Linked DNA regions of Homo sapiens: region 2 is linked to region 1. Evidence: chromatin contacts called from ENCODE Hi-C or POLR2A ChIA-PET data. All regions are on one chromosome and are shown on one strand. Each heading gives the region's core, a stretch centred on a gene start or an enhancer-like site at or near the end of the contact. The rest is flanking DNA. Distances are from core to core; before and after follow the strand shown.

Region 1 (6,939 bases), core at 2,637-5,136:
GGGGTCCATAAGCCAATGAATGTAGGAGGCATCTAGAAGGTGAATAAGTCACGGAAATAGATCCTATCAAAACCTACAGAAAGGAAAACAGCTTTGACTTTGGCCCTGTGAGACCTGTGTTAGACTTCCAACTTATAAAACTGTAGGATAATAAAATTCATTGTCTTAAGCCACTAAACTTGTGGTAATTTGATATGGGAACAATAGAAAATAATACAAAAGGCAATGGAAACTTGAGAACAAATAGAAGGTATATCAGGCCTATGTCCCATCCATGTCATGCATATGTTCACTCCCTGAACAGTGTAGAAAATGACTCTTTAGTCCATCAAGGACCTTTAGTTATGATGTAAATGAAGCAATTTCAGGATGCTGGACCATTTTTATAATGTGGACAATGCTTTCTAAAAGGACATTTGATAGTAAAAGTGATATAAGAAGCTAAGGTACAAAACTTATGATGACTTCAGACAGAGTTACCCCTAAAATTCTGTGTTTTATAGCCTTTTCTCTACCTCAATCATTTGGGGTTGGGAAAATTAAATATTTGGGTTAAATAATCAAAATTCCTGGATAAAAACCCTTTATTCTTTCAAGAATAAAAATAAATCTATGGTATGCTTTCTTGTTTTGGTCAATTAAGGTGCAATTAAAAAAATAAAGCTCCAGGAAGGAAGTGTGCATAGGATACTATGTTATCTTTCAACCTTTTAGAGGGAGGGAGAAAACATGTCAGCTAGTTGGATTGTACTGAGATATTTGCAAAGTCCATCAAAGGTGGTAGGGCTAGATGGATCAGGAAAAATTCCTTCTTGATAAATTTTGTGAGAAATAGTCTGTAATCTCATGGACCATTATCTCTTTATGTGTATTAATTTTTATAGAAATCATTATCACAAAATAATATGTTAATATACAACAAAGGAGAAAATCAATTTGTGAACAAATCCCATCTATAATTCTACTATTCAAAGATTTACCTCTAATCCTTTGGTTATATAGTTTATACCTTCCAGATAAAAACACTCATAATTTTTTAGCAAGGGTGGTATTATATATTATTTTATTGTAATTTTAACTTGATTTTAAATTCAACATTATTTTGCTAACTCATTTCATTTCAATAAATATGTCATCATTATTATTAATAAATTTTATTGAGGTAAGTACATGTATAGGATTTACCATCCTTACCATTTTTAAGTGTACAGTTAAGTGGTAATAACTACATTTACATATCTCTATATATAATTTTCCCTTCATCATCCCTCCTTCTTATCCTTCCTGGCCTTTGGTAGCCACCAATTTAATTTCTATCTTCATGAGATCCACATTTCTAGCTGCCACATATGAGTGACAACATGGGATATTTGTCTTTCTGTGCTTGGCTTATTTCACTTAACATAATGACATTATTATTATTCTTGATGGCTGCATTGGTATTTCACTATATGAATGTACCATAATTTATTTAATCAATTGACATTGTTTGCCACTACACACTGTTGCTCAGCAATGCTGGAATAAACTTTCTTGCTCATAACATTTTTGAGCCTTTGTCAAATTTTTTTTTTGGATACTTTTCTAAAAATAGACTTTTAGGATTAATGTGCATGCATTTTAAAGCATTTTGATATACTCTACAGTTATTTTATCAAGCGAAAATTTCTGTTACCGTAAAGGACATTTTCCTGATCCCTCCTAGTTATTTGATCATTTTGTTCTCGGTAACATAAACAACTCTTCTTTCACATGCCAACGTGTGTCTTGGATGACCACTAGAGGTCGTCTAACAAATTAAATATTTCACTTGTGGCTCACATTTTTCAGTCAGAGGTTGACCTTTGTGTAAATCAGAGAGAAAAATAGTCTAGAGTTAATGCTTGCTAACTCCAATAACATTTAACATTAAAGTCAAATCTCTTTCCTCCCTCCACACCATCACCCACTTTTTAAAAAATGCCTTTGTGTCTGTGGATAACTCAACAGCCTTTGACTGTATTTTCTCTGTAGTAGAGAGGTTGTTTATGGCTTATTTGGAATATGTTTCTTTTTCTTGCACTTACTTGTTACTTTCACATATTTGGTCTCTTATACTTACTTAGTTTATGCCAAACAGCAAATCTAAGAAATCTTGAAGTAAAAATGCCTGTAAATTATTTTGAGCTGTTTTATTAAGGTGGTAGTTTTGCTATTGCATTTCTCCTGCCCCTCTATAATGATGTAGACTATATATGGAGGTACCAGAATTTAAGCAATTGGCATTGCTTTGTTAATACATTTACATCTTGATGAATATGCCATCATCATCATCATTTTTGGAGGCTGCAGTAATTACATGTTATAACCATTTAACATTGGTTTAAATATGTGAGAATTATTTCTTTCTATGCGCTATCATTCTATACATACGGGAAATAAGACAGAAAAGATTACGCAGCAAATATAAACGATTAAAAAATTTAAAAAGTTATGTTCTAAAAATCATCTATGATTTGTTTGGAGATAGGTTAGAGGTGACAAACACCATCTGTGATGGTAAGTTTTATGTGTTAATATGACTAGGCCATGGGATGCCCTGATGTCTGTTTAGATGTTATTTCTAGGTATGTCTATGAGGATGTTTCTGGGAGAGATTGACATTTAAACTGGTAAATTAAGTAAAGCAGATGGCCCTCCCCAAAGAGCATCATTCAATTCTTTGAGCGCCTGAAAATAACTGGATGGGCATCATCCAATTTTTTTATGTTTTGACAATGTCTAGTTCTGTCACCCAGGCTGGAGTGCAGTGGGGTGATCTCTGCTCACTGTACAACCTCTGCTTCCCGTTCAAGCAATTCTCCTGCCTCAGCCTCCCGAGTAGCTGAGACTATAGGCGCACGCTGCCACGCCTGGCTAAGTTTTTGTATTTTAGTAGAGAAGGGGTTTCACCGTGTTGCCAGACTGGTCTCGAACTCTGAGCTCAGGCAATCCGCCTGCCTCGGCCTCCCAAAGTGCTAGGATTACAGGTGTGAGCCACCGCACCTGGTCGGGCATCATCCAATTCTTTGAACACCTGAAAAGAACAAAAAGGCAGAGGAAGATTGGATTTGTGCTCTCCTCTGCCTGTCTGCTTGAATTGGACGTCAGTCTTCTGTCCTCGGTGCTCCTTGTTCTTAAGCCTTCAGGCTGGGTCCGGAGTCTACATCATCGGTCCTCTGGCTCTCAGGCCTTTGAACTACACCACAGGCTTTTCTGGGTCTACGGCTTGCAGATGTCAGATCATAGGACTTCTCAGCCTCTGTAATCAGTGAGTCAATAACTTATTGATATAAGTTATCTCTATAACCGTCTGTCTATCTATCGATCTATCTATCTATCTATCTATCTATCTATCTATCTATCTATCTATCCATCCATCCATCCATCATCTGTCTATCTCTCTATCTACCTAATCTCTATAGGTTCTGTTTCTCTGGAGAATCCTAATTCACCATTTAAATATACACTTGCTAGATATAGGAACATTAGTTTGTATTTGGAACATTTAGATAGTTATCCATATATCAACAAAGTTGTTATAGTGATCAAGGCAGCAGTGAGCCTCCTATTTTCTTCTCTGTCAGACGTTTTGTCCTACCAAACCCATGGCTGGAATTGCTCCAAAAGTGGCGGCAGGGGAATTTCTGCAGGGAAGTTCCCCAAACCATCCAGAGATGGGGCTGGTTAAGATTCTAAAGAAAGAAGCACTAAACGCCAGGGTGATGAATCTAAGGAATTTATTAGGGGAACTTACAGAGCGCTGCTCCAGTCCTTGTGGCGGACAGTGAGAGAAAGGGGCTGTTCTACCTAGGTATGTCTGAAATGAGGGAGTCATGTAGGAAGTTTTTATCAAGGGTTGAGGAATTTGGCTCAGGGCCCGGGGCCAGTTTCTTTTAGTGTTTTGAGCAACAACCTAGATAACTTTTTCAGTGTCTGGAAATGTTCAAGGCCGTGGTTTCGGTTCAAGCCTGCTGGAAAAAACTGCAGCTGGCGAGGTCACAGAGCAGCCAAGGCACTTCATGATTTGGGGTCAGGACATAGAAAGAAAGGGTGAGGGTGAGTCTGGGGGAACCTGCACAGAAGTAACAGGTTTATCTAAATGGTATATGTAATATAATGTAAATTATATGTATTTTTTGTTATAGTTACATTTTTATAGCACACACATATATGTAGACTTCATGTTTTTTTTAAGGTTAAAGACTTATGATAGTTGGTAGTAAGCTAATTTTTTCATCTTCTTTCCCTGTATTATGTGGAAGAGATTCTTTAGCAATCAATCTTTTAAGATATGGACTCCTTTTTAAAAACACACAATAAAATATCATTTTCCTAGAATCATTCAACTTCTCACTTCTTAATTCATATCCCATTTTCCTCCCAAACAATAAAAAAATTCACATAATATCGTCTGGCAATAATTTCTTGGAAGGCCTTTCATCATGGAAAAATGCCTTCAGTTTGGGTAGGTGCAGTGGTACAAATAACATTTGATTTCAGGGTGACCAGAAAACTATCAAACTAAATTGGCTGCTTATTGAAAAACACTCCTTGTATAATCTTTTTTCCTTACCTATAATCTTGTATTGGCAATGGCATAAGTACTGTGAAAGTTCTTCACAGTTTTCAAGCCTTTTGTTCTTAGGACACCTTTAGACTCTTAAAAATTATTGAGGCCCCTGAAGAGCTTTTGTTTATGTGTGTTATACCTAAGTATGTTTAGTAGATTCAAACTAAAAACTGAGAATATCTAAAAATATGTATTGATAATTTATTTTAAAAAATCCCATTACATGTTAAAATAAATAACATTTTAATAAAAATCTTATTTTCCAAAACTAAAAAAAAAAAAAAAAAGAAAAAACACTTTAGTTAGACGAGTGGCATTGTTTCACATTTTTGCAAGTTCCTTTAATGTCCGGATTAACTGAAGACAGCTAGATTCTGATATCTGTTTCTGCGTTCAATTTCTTGCAATATCACTGATCATGGAGCCTCTGAAAAACTTCGCTATATGCTGATGAAAGAATGAAAATAGAACAGTCAAATAGTATCTTAGTATGATTATGAAAATAGTTTTCACCTCATGGACTCCCTGAAAAGGTCTTAAGGACCCACAGGGGTTCCAGGCCATACTTTGTGAACCACTGTGATAGATTATACAAATGTGGCTATCCTTATACATCTTTATTGTAGAATAAAAACATTCATGAGAACCATTATTGCAGAGTGGTATAGGAGTGTTACAGTCTAGGGTTTGAAGAGCAGCTCTGCTATTCAGTTGTTTTGATATATTGGGAGAGTTAAACTTTTAAACCTCAGTTTCCTCATCTGAAAAATGGGGATAATAATATGTACTTCATGGGTTGTTTTTAAGGATTGGTATTCTTAGATACCTTCAATCTTTTGTGGTTTTAGTTATTATAAAGTTATTACTGAGAAACTGATGGACTTTGGGTATATTGATAAAGGACCCTTTCTGGTCCTCCAAAGTGGAGAACCTGGCTCTGTATTGTAAATTCAGAAAACCAGTGGATGGCAAAAAGATATTGTGGCACCTCTATGTAAAATTACTGCCACCTACTACTACTAGTATTATTCTATGTTATAGTGAAGACACTGAGGCTCACAGCGGTCGAGTCACTTGGAAAAGACCAATGCCAGCAGGAGAGGTGGAATGGTAATCTGCATGGTCCACCTACAGAATCCACACCTTTAACTAGTACCCTATACAGATTAACTAGTACTCCTAACTAGTACCCTCTCTAGGTAGTATTTTAATTGTCATACTACAGATTTTGGAATTTAAATCTAGAGTTTAATTTTTGTCATTTTCTGAGTACATTCCATATTATAGAAAAATTATTAAAATTTACCCCCATTATTAGATTTACCATGGGGCCACTGTTAAAAATAAGGGGTATCTAATGTGAAATTTTTCAGTCATTCACTTGTAGTTAGTCACAACTTCAAGTATTCATGAATATTACCATATTAACTTTAGTTATAATTGCTTTGCTTTGCATCTGGTCTGACTTTGTCAGAATCTCATGTTACTAATTGTATGGATGTGTTCTATGACGTTCTTTCCATAGAGTTTCTCACCTCCAATTGTGTAAGAGGTCTACTTTGTTTTTTTCTAACTAATACCTAATACAAAAATTTTATGTTTATATTTATGTAGCAATTACATGGCTGATTCGTATCTCAGTGTAAGAGGACAAAATTAATCTTTTCTGATGAGTTTTCTTACTTTTATCAGAGAAGAAACATCTGTGTAAATCTGCTAATATTCATTGTTTTTCTTGGATAAAACTATGAGGCACAATTTAGGTGATATATGCAATTTAATTTGTGTTAATAAGGGTCAGCATTACCATCTGGACTATAAAATAAGATCACTTCTTGAGGAAAAGAAATTATGGAATTTCTAAACTTGTTATAAGAGTTTCCTTTTAACAACATTTATTTAATTATGATTTAAAAGAAAAGTTCCATTCTTTGAGAGACAGTTTTAAAAATATTTCACGATTGAAGTCAGCCCAAATGCTATGAAATAACATGGTTTCAGCAGTTTGAAGAAAGCTCTGAATGAAGTGTGAGACGTTAGAGATTGATCATAGTTCCTGTGTGTGCTGGCTCCCACTACTTTAAAAGTTTCTGGCCTTCTTTGCCATCTCATCTCCTCTAAGCATTTTGTTTTTAATCTCTATTTAACCCTGAACTGAGTAAGTCTTTCCTCTCCAGGGTTTTTCATTGATCAAAGGCGTCAACAGCCTTCTTCCTCTGCGACTAATTCTCTCTAAAACAGACAAACCCCTACCACGCTGAGTCTATAAGGTTTCTAAATTGTTTCTTATGTGTTTCCATTTCTCTCTTCTGCACCCATTTCAACCCTTACTTCCAGCCCATCTTCAT
Region 2 (6,939 bases), core at 1,694-4,193, 300 kb after region 1:
AAAAAAAAAAATTCCATTCAGTAAATATTTGTTGAAGCGATCTACATCTTAGAACTGTTTTGTTTTCATAGAATTAACCTATTTTTGATGCAGAAAATAAAGTTGAATGAAATTCAAGCACACTTTTTTTTTTCTAGCAAGGTATTGTGAACTGTGAAGTAAAAAGATGTGGCTCAGAAAATGCTAATAAGGATTTACATGTGAGATCCATGATTAATAATCAAATACTATTCTATCATTGTGTTCTTATTATTTGAGATTCTATCCATTAGATTATTGTTAACAAGCACTCTGTTTAGTTTGGTGCAACCCAAGTAAAACTGGGTCATCTGGCTCTTTCTTTAAGGCCCATTTAGCACAGCATCATGTCTAAAATAAACACAAAATTTATACAAAACACTGAAAAATAATGTCTGAATTTCCAAAAGCTGTCTTGAAGATACCGAGAAATGTTTTCAAGATACATAGCAATAAGATACATAGCAAAATGTTCTAAATTTGTATCCTAAAATATGTTTCTTAGCAAACATTTCTAAAATTTCTTTGTAAATATCTGAATATTCTCATTCTCTAGGAGTCTTTGGTGATTTTATTCTCTTTGTTTCTTCTTTTTTCCTATACTGCATTTTTTACACATTACCTTGATCAACACCACAAAATCTCCAGAGCAAGTCAACACAAAGACTCCCAAGCAGCGTTGGGGAGGGAGAAGCTGTGAATACCTACACTTTAATATCACCATCTGTGTCATCTATTCTTCCTCATCTCTGTGTTATAGGTGCTAGTATCCCCAAGCTGAAGACAGAAGTGTGAAGGTTAGACTATATTACTCGCCCAGGGTTACTGTTCCAATTAATATCATTGCACAACCACTCTAGAGCTTAGTCATACACAACAACTACTTCATTAATCTTACAGATTCTATGAGCAGGACTTTGGATGGAATGAAGCAGGGATCTGATATTTGGGGCTAGGGTGACTGGATGTCTGGGCTATAATCTTTTGGAGACATCTTCACTCACGTGTCTGGCAGTCGATGTTGCTGTTGGTTGGACTCTCAGCTCATCTCTTGGCAGGAACACCTACCGGAGGCTTCTCCATGAGCTCCCTTTACGTGGAGTAGTTTGGGCTTCCTCACAGCATGGTGGCTGGGTTCCAAGGATAAGCACTAGAAGAAAGCAAAGCAGAAGAATGGGCCATTTTTATGATCAAGCCACAGAACTTATACGTGTTACTTTTGTCATAGTCGGTTGATTGAGCAATCATAAAGATCTGCCCAGTTTCAAGGGGAGGAAATATATACATCACCACTCTAATGGATGAAATTCAAGATGCATTATATGAAGATCATGAGGGATGGGAAATATTACTGCAGTCAGATCTTAGAAATACAATCTTCCATAATCATAGAGGATTGAACAGCAGAATAGGGCATTTTAAAAACCACTTTATTGAAATATGATTGGCATACAAAAAGCTGTACATATTCACTCTATATGACTTGATGAGTTTGGAGATAAGTATACACAAGTGAAACTGTCACCACAGTGTATGCCATAAACATATCCATCACCTCCAAAATGTTTCCTCCTACCTTATGAATAAACAATTTTTGGTATGATTAGTTAACACTTAATATACACTCTTAGCACATTTGTAAGCATATAACACAGTATTGTTATTATAGGCACTATGTTGTACAATAGATCTCTGGGAATTATTCATCTTATATTATTAAAACTTTGTACCCCATGACTGGTATCTCTCTTTCTCCCTTAGAGTAGGAATTTGAATCAAGTTTTTTCTGACTCCAATTCCTAGCACTTTTAATCAGTATTCTAAAATCCATTCTTGTAGTGCCAGTAAAAATTCTGTTATAATATAGAATTTTATTCATTACATTTCAGATATCAGTAAATAATTCAGAATGATATGTATTTGCAAAAATGTTGAGTTAAACTAGAAAAATTGGCCAAAAATTATTTTAAATCTAACATTTCTTAAATAATTATGGGTAAGACTTTATCTTCTTTACAAACCACATATTTCTAAAATGGTTGTGGAATTTTGGCTTACATTATGTTACTCTGATATTTTTAAATGCAATGTCAAATATACTTTAGTGCTTAAAACATGAAGCAAGCTTGAGTACATTCAGTTTGGCAGCTTTGCTGTGACTCCATTGTTATCTATTCACTGGGTCAAATACTGTGGTTAGTGGAGAAGCCTATTAGGAGATATCTTTGATGCATGTACACATAGGTTACTGATTAATAATAATAGTGTTTATTGGGTACTTACTGTGTGCCATGTTTTTCTAATGATTTATCATTTTGAATCCTGTTAATAACTGTATGAAAAAGGTACTTTTTTTTTTTTACTTTTTATAGATGCAAAAGCTAAGAAATATTTTGATAATTTATTCAAGATCCCACAGCTGGGCAGAGGTGGGATTTGAACCCAAGCAATTTGATTCAGATTGTGTTTGTAAACCGAGAGCAACACACACAAACACTATTTTATCTGCTTCTCAGTATGTCTGAAATATAAAGGAGTCCCATTTACCTTTTGATTATTTAAACCCCAAATATTTCCAAGATGACAATGATCACCCCTTGCCTATCTTGCCTTAAGGGGTGAGATTGTGCAATATTGTAATGATTCAATGCTCAAGAACATCTCTATGAAGTCACTGTAGTGCAGTAAATATTTGGAATATACAATTTCTTTTGTTACTCATTAAGCTCTATGGGTCATAGTTATCCACATTTTATAAATGAAGAGCAGCTTCAGGGCTACAATGGGACACAATTTATTACTTTCATTTCACAAAGTAAAGTTAATTGTGCCTTTTCACTTTTGTGCCTATTTCACTTTTTCTTGCCCCTCAGTGCCACTCCCTATAGTACACACACACAAACACGCACTAGCACTCAGAGTGAGGGTAAGAATGAGGACTGAGGAATGAGATCACAGAGTTGGACTGATTGTTTATTTTAGCTATGCTTTTCAGGCTTCTTAAATTTATACTAATGTCAAACAAACTGGTCATGGAAGATTAAAATACAAATAGCCTATGCTCAATTTCAGTTTAATCTGTCAGCTAACCTCTTACATATTATTGCAGCCTCTGGTGAGTAATGAGTGTTAACACCGGGGTGATTTGAAAACCACTGCTTCCTTGACTTAAACTTCCTGAGAATAAATACAGGATTAATTATAAGCAGTGTTATATGACAGTGTAAGGAAATGGCCTGTAGAATACCACCCCTGAAATGTCAAAAAGGTGGTAAATTTCCTTTTCTACATAGTCCAATAAAAAGCTCTCCCTACACCTCATTTTTAATCGACAAGAATCCCTTCTTCATCTACAAGCACTCTTCATTGATTCTAAAATCTGTTTCCAAGGATCTAACCATAGAAATTTTTACCTGAACCATGAATGATTAATTTATGTCAGGGTATTGTTTTCAGAACATTTTGATGAGCTATTAGCATTCAGGTTAACACAGGTTACCCTCGCAGCTCACCACTCACATGTTACTTGCAGACTATACTACTGTCATTTTGAGCTTTTAACTCTGGATATCGTCTTGTAGTGCTACCTAGAATGCTGCATACAGTTTTGGTTGCTGCACTGCAAGACAGACACCATAGCACTAAAGAAGGTCCAGGGTAAATAAATGAAAATGGAAAGAAAAAATCTTTCAAATATGTAGGTACTAAGAAGATCAGACAATGTTTAAAAATAAAAGTGTTAAAAGATATGGTGAATGGGGGAATGTGGTTGAAGTCCAGATGTAAACAGGTAAATCCATAATGAAAAAGGACATTCTATTTGTGGAGGTAACTTTAGGGATTTTTAAAAAATGGTAGTGAGGTTTGAGGGTCCTGCATCATGTAGTTAAACCTAGAACTGACTAAAAATATAAATTGATTAAATAATTTTAAGTAACATTAAGAATATTATATACATAAGTTGTTAAGAGGAAGCCAGTCGGATTCAGGGCACGTTTCTAATGTTTTGAGATCAACAGCGTGGTGGATGACCATCGTGTTCCATCACAAAACGTCTTCTGATGACACTGTCAGAAGAACATGTTTACCCCACATGATACTGCTTATGTCTTTAACTTCCTTGACTCCTCCTTTGTTGCTAGGTTTGAATGTTTTTGTATATTCTAAAACTCATGTTCAAATTTAATTGCCAAGGTAACAGTATTGAGTTGGGACCTTTAAAAGCGATTAAGCCATGAATTAATAAATGCTGTAATAAGAAAAGGCTTACGGGAGTGGGCACTCTTTCTTTGCCCTTTTGCCATGTAAACATGAAGCCTTTCTTCCCTCTAGAGAACATAGTATTCAAGGCACCATCTAGGATTGGAATTGGCAAACCTGCATTGATATTGCACTTCCCAGCTTCCGGAACTGTGAGCCAATAAATTTTTATTCTTTGTAAGTTACCCAGTCTATGGTGTTCTGTTATAGTAGCATAAAGGGGATATTACATTCACTCTTCTCTACATGGTAATATTTACAAATTACTTATAGCCTCATTTATTATCTGATTCCTTTCTCTTCATAGTCCTGACAAAAGAATGCATAAGATTTTGTAATTGATCCAAAGACCAGTATTATCAAGAAAAAGTTCATGGAAATGGTTATAGCCAAGCTCTATTGACAAATGTAATTCAACGTAGCGTATTTGATCTATATTTATGTCTGCATCTATATTGATATCTATACTTCTATGTCAATATCTATACTTCTAACCTCTTAACCATAGTGTCAGGAGATCTATTTCTTTGGCTTATGAAAATAAGTCTTGCTAAATTTATACTAAAGGCTTATATTTTTAATCTGACTCTTTTGCATTTCTTCCTTCTATTGACTCTAGCTCACTGAGTGCCTAGGGTGCATCAAAAGATCAGTGTACTGGGACACCTGACATAAGAATCTGCTGAATGTGCCAGCAAGGAGCTAATGATTCAGCAGAAATGCCATGAATGATGAAGCCAGGCTTGCCAGTTGCTGTGCTTTAGTTTTCCTGTTGACCTTGAGTAAGTTCAGAATCAGCATTAGGCAATTTAGCACTTACCTGCTGAGTTCCAAGTGCTCATCTTACCTCATGTGATACGGTAAATTTGGCAAGTGCTCTGTACTAGTAGTTTGGCATTTAAGGAAAATCAAGCTATAATCATGTTGAATAGCAAAGATATTAGGACTGAGAAGCAAATTTTAGACTTTAATACATAGAAAGAATGTTATGGTTTATCATTTTGAATCCAGTTAGTAACTGTATGAAAAAGACACTATTATTTTTTTAATTTTTACAGATGGAAAAACTAAGAAATATTTTGATAATTTATTCAAGATCACACAGCTGGGCAGAGGTGGGATTTGAACCCAAGCAATCATGATGAGACAGATGATGTTGATGGTTGGGTATCCTTGATAGTTGAAAGGGTTTTTGGCCAGAATCTTTTGGAAGAACATTATAATCAGAAGTTGTTGTCTCCTTTCAATTCATCAATGTATTGCTGCAGAGGTTGTGACTAATGCTGCATTCCATCGGAGGATCTTATTCCATAATTTTGTCCTTTAATGTCTGCACAATTTGAAGCACTTTGGCACATTTTCATAATATCCACATTGCTAGGTCTGCTTCAGTTTGTTTTTATCTTTATCTTCCTCTGTAGATGATTCAACAAGGTTTTCCAATTTCTTACATATTTTTAACACTTCTCAATGGCCTTCAGTGTGTTCTTCCATTTCTTCATGAAGCATGTTGGCAAATCTTTCTCCACCAACTTGTCTTGCTGCATGAATGATTTTACTAACTCTTCCACTGATCCCTGGGCAGCCTTTAAAATCATTCCTTACTTCACTCCACCATAAGTTCTTCCAGCAGGCACTTAACAGTTTCTGATTTTAATTCAAAGATTGCAGCTTTGATGAATGTTACTGCCTCAGCAATAGTGAATGATTTCCAGCACTACATTACTTCCAGATTAGGGTCTGTATCAGGTGCTGATCAAATGCAATCACATACTAGGTAGGTGCATATGACCCTGACAATCTTAAGGATGTCCTGATCAAGGGACTGAAGTGATGAAGTTATATTTGGAGGTAAAAACACAACTTTGAGTTTTTCATTTTCATAGCAAACATGTTAAGGATGACCAGGTGCATTGTCTAGTATTAATAAGACTTAAAATTCCAACCCTTCCTTGTCCAAGTATTTTTTTTACATCTGAGATGAAGCATTGGTCAAACTGTTTGATAAATGAGATGGCTGTCATCCAGGCTTTCTGATTATAATGCCAGAACATGGGCAGACAACTTTTGTTATTGTTTTCTAGAGTACATGAGTTCTTCACCCTGTACAATACATGTGGTTTTATCATATACCTTGCAGCGCTGCCTCAAAGTACCAGTGTTAATCTGTCCTTCCATGTCTGGTGCTCTGGTATTTCCTTTGCACTTTAATGAATGTAGGTTCCACTGGGCATCATCTTCTGGAAAAGCCCAGTTTCCTTGCAACTGAAGAATTGCTTTAGATGGTATTCTTTCTCCTTAGTCAACTGCTTCAACACTGCTGGAAATATGGCAGCAGCTTCTTGATTGGAAAATACAGGCTCTCCAGTAATTTTAATATTTTTCAGTCCAAACCTATTCCTGAGTCTACATAACTATCTCTAACTTGAGTAAATATCTTGGTGTCATTTGCTTTGGGAAATCCCTTGCTGAAGTCTTCTTATAGGCTGAATGCTTTCTGACACAATACGTTGCTGTCAATTAGAACACATTTTCTGTTCATGCCTTCCACTCACAAATTTAATGCCTTTTTTTTTTTTCTTTGAGATGAAATCTCTCTCTGTTGCCCAGGCTGGAGTGCAATGGCGCGGTCTGGGCTCACTGCAACCTCTGCCTCCAGGG

What was found. A loop is a pair of places that touch in the nucleus more often than their neighbours do. ChIA-PET counts read pairs that join two places held with the same protein, here RNA polymerase II (POLR2A). Pooled maps may share reads with other maps.
Region 2: a loop to region 1 is called in a map of Calu3, with 2.9 times the contacts of the local background. The contact joins two enhancer-like sites. A Hi-C loop is called at or near these places in 1 of 168 maps with a recorded cell type or tissue (Calu3) and 11 of 50 pooled maps. POLR2A ChIA-PET finds 5 or more read pairs at or near these places in 2 of 52 experiments (PC-3 and activated T-cell).

Annotation. Positions count from the first base shown.
Region 1 is chr1:193,405,230-193,412,168 of GRCh38, forward strand. No RefSeq gene overlaps it. Among named protein-coding and RNA genes, the nearest start is that of LINC01031, 100 kb to the left of the region's middle. Within about 2 kb of position 3,887, at least 17 of the 41 ENCODE cell types and tissues checked have a DNase peak (open chromatin) inside an H3K27ac peak, as active enhancers do.
Region 2 is chr1:193,704,773-193,711,711 of GRCh38, forward strand. The region is part of intron 3 of LOC124904475 (a long non-coding RNA gene); the gene reads left to right. Among named protein-coding and RNA genes, the nearest start is that of LINC01031, 400 kb to the left of the region's middle. Within about 2 kb of position 2,944, at least 2 of the 41 ENCODE cell types and tissues checked have a DNase peak (open chromatin) inside an H3K27ac peak, as active enhancers do.